Regions from separate parts of the Homo sapiens genome. Here region 2 is linked to region 1. The links are chromatin contacts, found by Hi-C or POLR2A ChIA-PET in ENCODE. All regions are on one chromosome and are shown on one strand. Each heading gives the region's core, a stretch centred on a gene start or an enhancer-like site at or near the end of the contact. The rest is flanking DNA. Distances are from core to core; before and after follow the strand shown.

Region 1 (6,594 bases), core at 4,095-6,594:
CAATTAGGAACAGATAAAAAAAGCCTCATGTCATTAATTTCCTGATGCAAGAAGTTGTTTCCTTTTATCTATGGAATATGCTTAAAGTCAGTATAGGGACCAGCACATGTACAAGCGTGAGAGCCCAGCCTCAGCTACTCCTCAAAGGGCACTGTAACACAAAGAAAAGCAGCTTCCTACTTTACAGGAATAGTAGGTTTGTGAGTTTCCCAACAAAGGGCTTTGCATATCGGTGCCAGCTCTGATCGTGTGGGTGAATAATAACAAAAAGCAAAGCAATTTAACCATATTGAAATAAACTAATTTGCCATATGGCACAAGTCAACAGTGAGGGCAGAAATCTTTACAAATTTTCTTAATCTCCATGTCTACAACAGTGCTTGACTGTAGGTGATCAATAGTAGCTGATTAATAGACAAGTATTGAATGAATTAATTAATGAAGAGTTTTCTAGAACCCTATGAAGACTGTGGATCCGCTTAATATAGGCTGACTTTATAATTTCTTTTACCATTAATAAGAAATATGGCTGAGCGCAGTGGCCCATGCCTGTAATTCCAGCACTTTGGGAGGCTAAGGCTGGTGGATCATCTGAGGTCAGGAGTTCGAGACCAGTCTGGCCAATATGGCGAAACCTCATGTCTACTAAAAATATAAAAATTCGCCAGGCATGGTGGCTCATGCCTGTAATCCCAGCTACTAGGGAGGCTGAGGCAGGAGAATTGCTTGAACCAAGAGGCAGAGGTTGCAGTGAGCCAAGATCGTGCCACTGTACTCCAGCCTGGGTGACAGGGCAAGACTCTGTCTCAAAAAAAAAAAAAAAAAGAAAAGAAAAAAGAAAAAAAGAAATATGTATGATTTTGTGTAAAAGCCACATATTGGCATTGAACAGAAAATTCTAACAATTTCATTTATAATTGTTGTAACAGGTCACTGAAACATTTTTACTTTTATCAATGCACTATTTCCTTATATTTATGTTAAAAATTCACGTATGAGAGAAAATGGAGAGGAAAGGCCACTACCAGATTATTTCCATCCATATCATATAATTTAAGACCTATGACTCCATGGACATAAAAGACCTAAGTTTCAGAGCTGACAGTGACAGGATGAAAGGTTTCTGTTTCTGTTGATTGAGAATGAACTATTTTCCTGCATGGTGGAATTCAAGCACATTATTCGTGGGTGCCATGCACTTACTGTCTTGTTCTTGGTGTGGCCTGTGTAAGCCCCTGAATCAGTTCTACATGCGCACCTTGAGGCAGCCCACCAAACAATAGCCTTTAAATAGGTCTGTTTTAGAGTCTGAGCAATTTCTCAATCAAAGAGTGGAAGGAAAGCTTCTGAATCTGAAATTAAGACTTTTTATATCATGACCTGTAGCCATGAGGTTTTCTGACCCCTCCAAGGGGGAACGCTCATCAGGGTTTTTGAAGCAAGGTGCTGGCTGGTTGCTTTACCTGCTAGGTTTGCGGAGAGACAACTTCATATGAGCCATGTTACAGGAAACACCTGGCTAGATGATCCCATTGTCTTTTGGCTTGAACTCTGCGAGAGCAGAGGCACTGGACAGGGCAGTGAGAAGGTGGTCGTTCTGGAGGAGCTAAACCACTTCTGAGTGTATTCCAGCAAAGCAGTGAATGCCAGGGGAGCGGATGGTCTAGCAAATGGCCTGCAAGAGTCTGGTTCCAGGAGAAGACCCAGGGATGAGGTCTGAAGGCAGAGTCGCTCTGGGTCAGAGCAAACTGGGCAGGTGGAACAGGTACTAGTGACTCTAGGTCATACCCAAGGCACCAGCTAATTTTTTAGGTATTAATACAGGCATCACAAGCATTTGCATTTTTTTCCAGGAGACAGGAAAAGGCATTGGAATGATTCAAAACTCTGGTTCTATCCTAGAGTGACTTCGAGCTGGGTACATTCTAACTTAGATGGCCTCAGCTGCAAAGCCAACTGGACTCCAGCCTTGCAGACCAGTGAGGATGGAAATGATTGCAAAACCAAGATGGACGATGTTGAGATGGACTCAACCCTGCTATTGAGATTGGCCCTTACAGGGGAGGATATTTGGTCTAGCGTTCAGAGTCTAAAGGCACAGAGTGAGAATTTATTTCAGGCAGATATCAATAACCCCGAAGGCCCAGTCCAGCTGGTAGGGCATACCTGAGATGCAGGCAACGGGTAACATGCAAAGTCAGGTGCACAGTGGGATGTGGTTTGAGAGATTAGTGCCCCTCCCCAGTGAGATTTCCACAGCCATCTGTGGGATGGGGGACTGAGGCCATTCTAGCTCCTTAGGAAGGGGCAAGAGGTCATTGGAGGCAGGGACCTGGTGTGTAAGAGTACTGGGTGGGAATCAGATCAGGCAAGGACCAGGAGAGATTGGCAGGGGGCTGAAGGGTCAGGCCTAGACACTGAGCCAGCAGGCAGTGCAGAGGGCTCATGGCACCAGGGCTTACCCCAAGCACAAAGGCCTGAGATGGATTAGTCCCTAATTTCAGACCTCTCTAGCTGTGGATAGCTGACATATTTTCTTTCTCTGGGATAAATTAGATGAGGACCTGGGAGGACCGCATTTTCTGGGAGAAGCCCTGGAATACAAGATTTGATATACTTAAAGGGAGCTCACATTCCCATCAACCTGGAGCAACTCACCTGGGAATGTCTGAGTTGGCCTCAAAGTCTCAGCCAAATTCGGACCTGTCTAAGGAATGTGGAAGCTGAAACCACCTTCACCTGGATCTTTGCCCCGTGGCAACATCCTTGCCCTGTGAATTGCTGCCTACATATATGGAAGTTGAAGAGAGGAGACATGTTTTAGCCAAACAGATAACATAAATGATTTTTATTATGGAATTAAATAATTATGTAGATATATTAGAGCAAAGTTATTTTATCTGGATTGTATTTTGGCCTATGTGTCCTATTCAACAACAATCTTTTTAAAAAAATTTACATCCTCCTGCAAAACATTTATTCAATTAAAATGTGAATGACTAACATCATAATGGTCTCTTGAAAGCAGGATATGGGAAATCAGGGCATTTGAAGGAATGTGGAAAGAAACAACAGAAAGGATTCTGGCTTTGAAATTAGTAACCGGGCTTTCATTCTGGGCTTTGACCCTGGCCAAGTCATTTCAAGCCCCTTGTCCTCATTTTCTGTACTGTTCTGACTGTGTTACCTGCTTCTAACCTGATTCAGGAGTCCTGGCCCCTTCCTTGACTCCTGGCGGTACGGGTGGAATCAACATAGATGTCTCACTTGCCAGCTCTGGGAAGATTCTATCAGCCTCATGGTTGAGGGTAGTTAATAGGTTATCCCAAACCCCGATCCAAAGAGTAAATGTTGACAAGATTCTACAACCTCAGTCCCCACCCCAGTTGTGATATGTTCAAGAAGCCCCAGATAGATAACTTCACCTACCTGCCCTCACTTTCCTTTCCCTGCCCCATCACAGTAACAACACACACCCCAAAACAAGTGATATCAGTATTATTAGGAGACTTAGAAAGTGCGAGCCAAAAAATGTAACCTTTGCCCCAATGTGAAGATCCTTGTTGTTGAAGGTTTCCTGTGTTTCTTTTCTGAGTCTGGGTTCATGTTCTTTTGTGACATGCAGCAATTATTCTGATCACTAGAAAAGTCTACTGCTTTTGGACTGATGTGATCCAAATTGAAGAACCCTAGTACTCCCCAAAGCACAAGCACCGAAGAAATAACGCAGGTCTGCCAAAGCCCTTAACAATCTGCATGAGGCCAACTCAACTGGCTGACAATACACCAACCTCCAATCTCACACCCTGTTCTGATTATCTACTGTTACATACAAATGACCCCAACAGTTACAGGCTTAGAACAATGACCATTTTATTCTCTTTTTTGTTGATTGTCTCAACTGAGCAATTCTTCTGCTTCAAGTAGTGTCAACTGGGAGACCTGGACACAAAAAAGTACTCGAAACTTTATATAATAAAAGGGAATGCAAAATGGTAGAGTCACTTTTATTTTCTTTTTTTAAGGGAACAGAGATTTATTTATTTTTGCTTCCATTAAAGATATTGAGTTCATTTCTTGTCTTGAATGTTACAAACAAGACAGAACTTTTGGTCCCATGAAATTCACAAATGTAGTTACTTTTAAAAACTATACATTTTAGAAATATTGACTGGTGACCAACTTACACACCTTCCATGGAAAACTGCCTTACTTCAATCCTTTCCCAGAGACTACAGACAAATAATGAAAACAAGTTTGGGGCCAGGCACAGTGGCTCACATCTGTAATCCCAGCACTTTGGGAGGCCGAAGTGGGTGGATCACCTGAGGTCAGGAGTTCGAGACCAGCCTTGGCCAATGTGGTGAAACCCCGTCTCTACTAAAAATACAAAAATTAGCCAGGCATGGGGGCGGGTGCCTGTAATCCCAGCTACTCGGGAGGCTGAGGCAGGAGAATTGCTTGAACCCGAGAGGCAGAGGTTGCAGTGAGCCAAGATTGCGCCATTGCACTCTAGCCTGGGCGACAAAAGCAGAACTCCGTCTCAAAGAAAAAAAAAAAAAGGAAAAGAAAACAACATTGTATCTGCACAATTAGCAATTGACTTCATATTTACATTTCTATTTATTTGGACCGGTAACATCTCTTTAAAATAATGATATTTCCTAATTTTTTAATTAAAATTTTATTTTATTTTATTTTAAGTTCCGGGATACACGTGCAGGACATGAAGGTTTGTTACATAGGTAAACGTGTGCCATGGTAGAGTCACTTTTAAAAGCACTCTTTGGGGCATGGGTGGAAAATAAAAATGAAGGCCAATTCAGACTGACCCTCTAGGCTTCAGTCCCTTAACGTACCAGGTACCAGGTCCCAGTCCTACAGCCTCACTTCATTTTGCCAACTCTGCAATCTCCACTTACGGCAATGTTCTCCTCCCACCTGAAACGAATTTCAAGCCTGGCAAGAAGTAATTCGTTCCAGCTAAGAGCAGTTTGGGCATCTCTGAGCTGTTGAAGGAGGACCTGCTGCTGCAGGCGCAGAGACCAAGGACCCTCTGTGTCTTCTCTCTCTGGCAGGCGAACATCCGTCTGGCTGCCCCCTTCCCCGCTGCTCTTCAGAGCAGCTCTGGCTTGAGGGTCTGAGCTCAGTTAGGTGACAGCAGTGCTGCGCTTCTCCACTCCTCTGGCCTGGGTCAGGCCTGCAGTCTTTAGGGAAATGAACTTTGTCATCTTATTATAAAAATTGTAGCAGAAGAGGAGGAAATTGCAAGACTTCAGACTTTACAGCCTGACAACATAACACTCTCATTTCCTGTTTTCTCTCTGCCCAGTTTCGGGACTGCATCTCAAATCCTAACTTGATGCTCTGCCCTCAGTGCATCCTTTGCTGACCTGATTCCTCGGCATTTGCATCAGGTTTTAGTTCTGAGACCCAAATTTGCTGTCTTTAATGCACTTCCTTTACATAATCCTCCTGAGAACATTAAAAAAATCCCCATCTATTTAACTGTACTGGCATAATATCTAACATTGCCTCATTTTTCTCTGTTTTGCTCACTTATCCCCCCATGAACATTTGAGTATCTGCCATGAATCAGCTACATATTCTACAGTGATGGTGCTCGATAACCTGCTTTCCAGGAACCCACAGCCAATAGAGTAATCAGATGACCACCCTAATGATGAAGTGCCTGGGGAGTGGTACAGACAGAGCAAACACTTGTGCTTGGCAAGGGACAGGGAAGGCTTCTAAGAAGAGGAAGCCTTAAGGAAAAGGAGGCATTGTCCTGGAAGATAAGGAGAAGGAAGTCCCATCCAGGTGAAAACTCATGCAAAGGCACTGAGGCATGAACATTTGGGCCTGTCTGGGAGCATCCCAGGTAACTCAGTGTGACCGTACATAGGGCACATGTGAATGACTAGAAACATGCCCAGAGAGAAGAGCAGGTTCCAGATGTTGAACAGCTCTGTGAATCCTTCTGAGTAATTTGCTCTGTATCTGGAGGGCAAGGGGGAGCTTTGACAGGTCATAAGCAATAGGATGATATGACCTATCATGTTTTAGATTCGGATTAGTATTTTTCTTTAATTTTATTTTTTAATTGTGCTCCTGGACCTTTCTTTTTCTCTAAAAGTCTATATTATCTTAACAAAAGGTCATTTAGGCATATATTTATGGTGGCTATTTTCCCAAATCTATAAAAGGATATTCATCCCCACTCCAACTTCCTCCCATCACCCAACCCTTCCATGGAAAGCATTTGGCAGCTGTTTGGATGTGGATTTGGATTCAACATTTTGAGCTCTTGCTCTGGGCTGAGCACCACGTAAAGCAATTTTATGATCTTCTCCCTTGTCCCCCTATTCTGTTTGTTCCCTAACTCCTGGTACAATAACATGGAATATCAGAAAGAGAGACCTTTAGCCCTCATGCAGGAACTTCAAAGAATCCAGTAATAAACTGATCTGAGCTTACATTGTGCATTTGGGGCAGCTGAGGGCTTGATCCCTCCTGCCCATGCAGGAAAATAGTCACTGTCCTCTGCAGTACAGGTCAGTTCTCAGCGTTGCCATGTGTTTAGCCACTTCATCT
Region 2 (6,594 bases), core at 2,151-4,650, 1.0 Mb before region 1:
TCATAACATCTTCAGGGAATATTTCTCCTAATATTACAGTGAGCGTACCCCCTGAGATATTATTCGGAATATCTTAGGAAGATATTCCTCCTAATATCACTGTGAATGTACATACACCCTGTGATATTATTCGTAATATCTTAGGGGGATATTCCTCCTAATATCACTGTGGGTGTACACCCTGTGATACTATTCGTATTATCTTAGGGGGATATTTTTCCTAATATCACAGTGGATGTATACCTGGTGATATTATTCGTAGTATATCAGGAGGCTATTTCTCCTGATATCGCAGTGAATGTACACCTGCTCATATTATTCGTAATATCTTACAGGGATATTACTCCTAATACCACAGTGGGTGTACAGTGGTATTAAAAGTAATTTATAATATCAGGAGGATAGTGCTCCTAATATCACAGTGGGTGTACACCCAGTGATAGTATTTGTAATATATCAGGGGGATTTTACTTTTAATATAGAAGCGTGTATACACACGGTGATATTATTCTTAATATCTCAGAAGGATATTACTCCTAATATCATACTGGGTGTACAGCCGGTGATATTATTCATAATATCTCAGATGGATAATACACCTAATATCACAGTGGGTGTACACCCAGTGATATTATTTCTAATATCTTAGGGGGAAATTACTCCTAATATCACAGTGTGTGTACACCTGCGGTGTACATGCTGCAGTATTATTTGTAATATTTTGGGAGATATTTCTTCTAATATCACAGTGTGTGTACAATCTGTGAAATTATAAGTAATATCTGAAAGGGATATTTCTACTAATATCACAGCGGTTGTACACACTGTGATATTATTCGTAATATCATAGGAGGATATTCCTCCTAATATTAGAGTGGGTGTACACCCTGTGATATTATTCATAATATGTTAGAAGGATATTCCTCCTAATATCACAGTGAGTGTACACTCTGTGTATTATTTGTAATATCTTAGGAGGATATTCCTTCTAATATAACAGTGGGTGTACACTCTGTGATATTATTCTTATTATCTTAGGGGAATATTTTCCTAATATCACAATGTGTGTACACCTTGTGATATTACTCATAATATCTTACAGGAATATTCCTCCTAATATCACAACGACTATACAGCCTGTGATATTATTCTTAATATCTTAGGGAGATATTCCTCCTAATATCACAATGGGTTTACACCCTGTAATATTATTCATAATATCTTAGGAAAATATTCCTCCTAATATCACAATGGGTGTACACCCTGTGATATTATTTGTAATATCTTAGGGGGATATTTTTCCTAACATCACAGAGGGTGTACACTCTATGATATTATTCCTAATATCTTTGGAGGATATTCTTCCTAATATCACAGTGGGTATACATCCTGTGATATTATTCATAATATCTTCGGGGGATATTCCTTCTAATATCACAGTGGCTGTACACTCAGTGATATTATTCGTAATACCTTAGGGGGATATTCCTGGTATCACAGCGGGTGTACACCCTGTGATATTATTTCTAATATTTTGGGAGTATATTCCTCCTAATATCACAGTTGGTGTACACCTGGTGATGTTATTCGTAATATCTTAGAAGGGTATTCCTCCTAATATTACAGTGGGTTTACACCAGGTGATATTATTTGTAATATCTTAGGGGGATATTCCTCCTAATATCACAGTGTGTGTATACCTTTTGATATTATTCCTAATATCTTAAGGGACATTACTCCTAATATCACAGTGGGTGTACACCTGGTGTGTACACCCGTTGGTATTATTCATAATATCTTAGAAGGCTATTACTCCTAATATCACAGTAAATGTACACCAGCGTGTATATCTGGTGATATTATTCATAATATCTTAGGAAGATATTTTTTATAATATCACAGTGGAGGTACACCCTGTTATATTATTCTTAATATCTTTGGGGAATGTTCTTCCTAATATCACAGTGGATGTACACCCTGTCATATTATTCGTAATATCTTAGGGGGACATTACTACGAATACCTCACGGTGTGTACACCCTGTAATATTATTCATAATATCTTAGGGAGATATTACTCCTAATATCACAGTGGGTGCACACTCTGTGAAATCATTCATAATATCTTAGAAGGATGTTACTCCTAATATTAAAGTGGGTGTACACCCTGTGTTATTATTCATAATATCTTAGGGGGATATTATTCCTAATAATACAGTTTGTGTACAACTTGTGTGTATGCCCTGTGATATTATTTGTAATGTATTAGTTGCTTATTACTCCTAATATCACAGTGGGTGTACACCTTGTGATATTATTTGTAATATCTTAGTGAGATATTACTCCTAATATCACCAATGTTGTACACCCTGTGTCATTATTCGTAATATATTAGGGGAATATTACTCCTAATATTCCAGTGGGTGTACACTCGGTTTGTACACCATGTGACATTATTTGTAATATCTTATGGGGATATTACTCCTAATATCATAGTGGATGTACACCTGTTGTGTACATCCTGTGACATTATTTGGAATATCTTATGGGGATATTGCTCCTAATATCACAGTGGGTGTGATATTATACCCTGTGATATTATTCATAATATCCTAGGGGGAATTTACTCCTAATATCACAGTGGATGTACACCGTGTGATATTTTTCATAGTATTTCAGGGGAATATTACTCCTAATATTATCTTTTATAAGGATATAATTTACCATAGTCATTTGCTAATCATGATCAGGGCAGGCAATGAGAGCAGTTTACTGGAACCAAGACTTCGCTAACCTCAACAGTCTTTAAAACCATGTGAAAAATGAGGAAGCGAGAGAATAGCTTTAGACTGAAGGCTCACAAGGAGGAACAGTGAAAATGAAGAGCCCAGATGAGCCATCCCAGCCACAAAGGAATGTTTATCTCTACAGTTAGTGGTGAAACACATTCGAGAATATTCTCATAAGTAAATGCTTCATTTTCACTCTCAATGTCTTATTTTCAGAAATATTTCTTATTAAAATGAAACACTTAAAAGGTATTTTTCAATGCTGTTTCTCATTGTACTTTTATGTATTGCCCCAAATGTTTCACATTCAGAATGAAAACGACCTGTGGCATGACTTCCTGTGAGACTTTTGTATTCTCAGCAGTAAGCGTCCAATATTTATAACTATAATTTTCCATTTTCAAAGGTCCCTTCTCTCATCAACTGCCATTTGGACATATGGTTTTCTTTGAAGTCCAATCCTCTGGTGATGTAACTTCAACAATGAGGGTTGTTTTCCTCAAAAGTTTTTAATTTTCATATGTCAACCTTCTCACTTTCTGCCCTAACTTCACAGTCATCTGTAGCTGTGCTAAGACATCAAGGCATACTTTTGAGGAAGTATTGGGTGACTACACCCTAAAGATGGAAGGAACTAGCAGTTACAGGAAAACTCAGCACCAAATCATATTATTGCTCAGCTACAGGAATTCAAAAGGACAAAAATGCATAATGCAAGTGCGTTATGGCCTACGTTTAGGTAACAACTGATAAAGTTCTCATTTGCTTTGGAAAAGAGTAAGTATTGTCCCCACCTGTGCCATCTGCTCCACAATCATCCAACAGTGCTTGTGGCCACAGAGATGTAAAACAACAGAATCCAAATGTTATGGAGCCATATGCTTAATTATTTCAAAAAAAGCTCTCAATAAAAGATAAGATTTTAATTCTTATTATCAAAATCAAATATGTACCAATTCAACTCAGCTGGAAAATTTCACATGAAACCAATTTTTCAACTAATTTTAAACAACTCTACTTAAATGAAATTAATTCAAAAATATAAAACCTGGGTTATAGTCCTGAATTTGGACGTATTATCTGACAGTTCCTTATTTTTCAGATAAAACGTGTTCCTGGAATCTTCAGGAGAATGTATGTTCCCATAGAAACCGTGCTATATTTAGGGATTGCTTGTCTAACAAAGGACAAACTAAGAAATAAGTTAGATGTGACCAAGAGTGGAGTATAAAAATAAAAATCAGCTACAATTTGGAACTATGACCAACACAAACTTTAATTGTTCACATTGATGATATTACGATTTCAAAGTACTAAAATCTGTACATATTGCATTTGCAACACAGCTAGAAGAATGCAGGTGTTTCATATATTTTCTTACTATACTCAGAATTCAGCACTTTTTTCTTGGGTAGTGCCAAGATTTTAAAGAAAACTAACAATTCCTTAATACGAGAGCTCAGAAATAATTTACTCCAGAATAATATAATTCTCTTATTTAAGAGATGAAGCCACCCCAATTCGGAGTTTAGGAATTTACCACAAGGCCACAGGGCTACTTAGGGAGAAGATAAAGATGAAAACCAGGGTTTGTGTTCCAAGTCTTTATTTCCACTGCCCCATGATGTACACATGGCAAGGAATTTGAGATAGTCTCTGGCAGACACATTAACTATCTATGGCTTCATTTTCCACCTTCTTTTTGCTATCTGGAATCTTATTTTTGAGTTGGAACTTAACCTTTAAGTAGAAGTTTATTTTTAAATCCTAGAGAATTAAAATTCTTTAAACATAATTATTTTCCCCCTCTAAACTGTTAAATTAAAACATTAACATAAATGATTAGCCTAATTTCATTTTCAGAAGACAAAGTCAATCTGTCCTCGGCTGAGGCAAGTCCAAAGCAAATGCTGCTGGAGATGCCACCAACTTGCTCACTTCTCCTTTTCCATGGAAGTGCCATTTGAAATGGCCATTGCTGGGCAATCTCTGCTCCTGAAAGAATGGGTGGAGGTCACTTTTCTTCTCTAGAGTCCTTAAATTGCCACTCTGAAGTATTTTTAGGAAAGTGGTAACAAAATCTGCAACTGCCAATTTCCAAACCTGTTTACACTCAAAAGTCATTAGCCAAAAACTTGAGATGCCAGGCTTGGTGCCCTGTTTGATCTAAAAAATCCCAGAGTCTTAGCCAACCTAGAAACTAGGAGTAGTGTGTAGGCTCTTCACACTAGGCACCTACATTCATAAAGTATCTCTCTTTATTCATCTTTCCTTCTCTGCGTATGTGCATGTCTCACTCTGTCTCACTCTTGATTGAATGTATCCATGCTCTGGGATGCTTCCAAAGTGTTAAGATACACAGTGCCCTAAAAAGGCCATCTTTGGAATTTGGAGAACCCTCCAGCTGTAGTGGATTTGAGATGGTCACGTTGGGTGGCAGAGCTGGTTAAGAAAGGAGGATAAACTGAGAATCTCAGAGCCAGGGCATTTCAGTGCTTTCCACTCAGGCTGACTCTCTGGGTTCTGTTGCTAAAGTATTTTACAGGGAAGAAACAGAACCCAGAGAGGTAGCCTGAGGAGAAACCACAAAACGGAGATTTCCCAGCAATGGTACAATAGACCTTTCTTCCATTGAGACATGAGATTTCAAATGAGAAGTGTCCAGATAGGTTATCCCATCCCTGTCTTCCACTTTGCAGATGAGAGATGAAGGCCCACAAAGGACATTCTGTCTCTCTCACTCCTCCCCCAGAGGAAGGTGATCCAAGGCAGCATTTCTGAGCATCCATAGGACCAAGAAAACAAGCATGTTAAAAAAAAAATTATTATCTGGCATTTATTTTCTAGTCTAGATATAGTCTCAAATAATGAAATCATAGTTGGCACACAAAAGTCTTGGATGGTTGAAAGCTGTGGATATTAGTCTTCAAATATTTATAAATGCATACCCTGCCCTATAAGAGTGCTCTCTACATCTAACAAAATGATAAATGATTTTAAGTGCAGCAAGAGAGTTGAGATTAGCCACTAGAAGGGATCTCTAATGAATACAGAGAGAGATTTATGCTGGCCTACGACATCCTCCTTTTATATGCTTGACCATAATTCCTACCATGCCACGCTCCATCCCTTGGATTTTATTTTGCTCCTGGAGCCCACCCAGCTCTTTGTGCATTGTGATCTTTCCACCTGTGGGTTTCTCTGCCTGGAGTGCTTTTCTCACTTCCACATGTGGGGCAGTCCCTGGTCATTCCATTCTCAGTATTAATGGCACCTACTTGGGGAAGGCTGCTTTGACTGCCACAGTGTTAGGAAACTGCTCAAGCACTATCACATTATTCTATTTGAATTCTTTGCATATGACTTTCCACCAGATGTTTTTATTGCCCTATTACTTGGCATGGGTTCCTTGTCCGCCTTCTGCTGAGATATTCTGCCTCCAATATCTTAGTGGACTTAGTCACTATACTTTAAAATCAAACAAGGCACCCCCACCTGGCATTTTATAGTCTTGATCAGTGTAAACAGGGAGGGTAAACAGGTTTGAGAATTAGCAGTTGCTGATTTAGCTAACACTTTTCTAACAATATATTCCACATGGCCCTAACTATATTGTTTATTGTTATTTCCCAATGCCCAGAATAATGCCTTGCACATATTTGTTCAAGTAATTCAATATTTTCAATGATGGTCTAACTATACATGATTTTCTGAGAATAGTCGTGGAATAACCCTTCTTTTGTAGATAGCTATTTAATCATTCTTAACTTCATTTTCAAAACTTTTCTGGGATCAGTGTTGAATGT

Evidence for each region. Hi-C counts contacts between places; a loop is a spot of excess contacts on that map. ChIA-PET counts read pairs that join two places held with the same protein, here RNA polymerase II (POLR2A). Pooled maps may share reads with other maps.
Region 2: a pooled map shows a loop between it and region 1 (3-fold over the local background). The contact joins two enhancer-like sites. A Hi-C loop is called at or near these places in 1 of 37 single-sample maps with no recorded cell type and 1 of 50 pooled maps. POLR2A ChIA-PET finds 5 or more read pairs at or near these places in 1 of 52 experiments (activated naive CD4-positive, alpha-beta T cell).

What each region holds. Positions count from the first base shown.
Region 1 is chr7:36,735,646-36,742,239 of GRCh38, reverse strand. No RefSeq gene overlaps it. Among named protein-coding and RNA genes, the nearest start is that of AOAH, 14 kb to the right of the region's middle. Within about 2 kb of position 5,344, at least 9 of the 41 ENCODE cell types and tissues checked have a DNase peak (open chromatin) inside an H3K27ac peak, as active enhancers do.
Region 2 is chr7:37,783,662-37,790,255 of GRCh38, reverse strand. No RefSeq gene overlaps it. Among named protein-coding and RNA genes, the nearest start is that of NME8, 62 kb to the left of the region's middle. Within about 2 kb of position 3,400, at least 3 of the 41 ENCODE cell types and tissues checked have a DNase peak (open chromatin) inside an H3K27ac peak, as active enhancers do.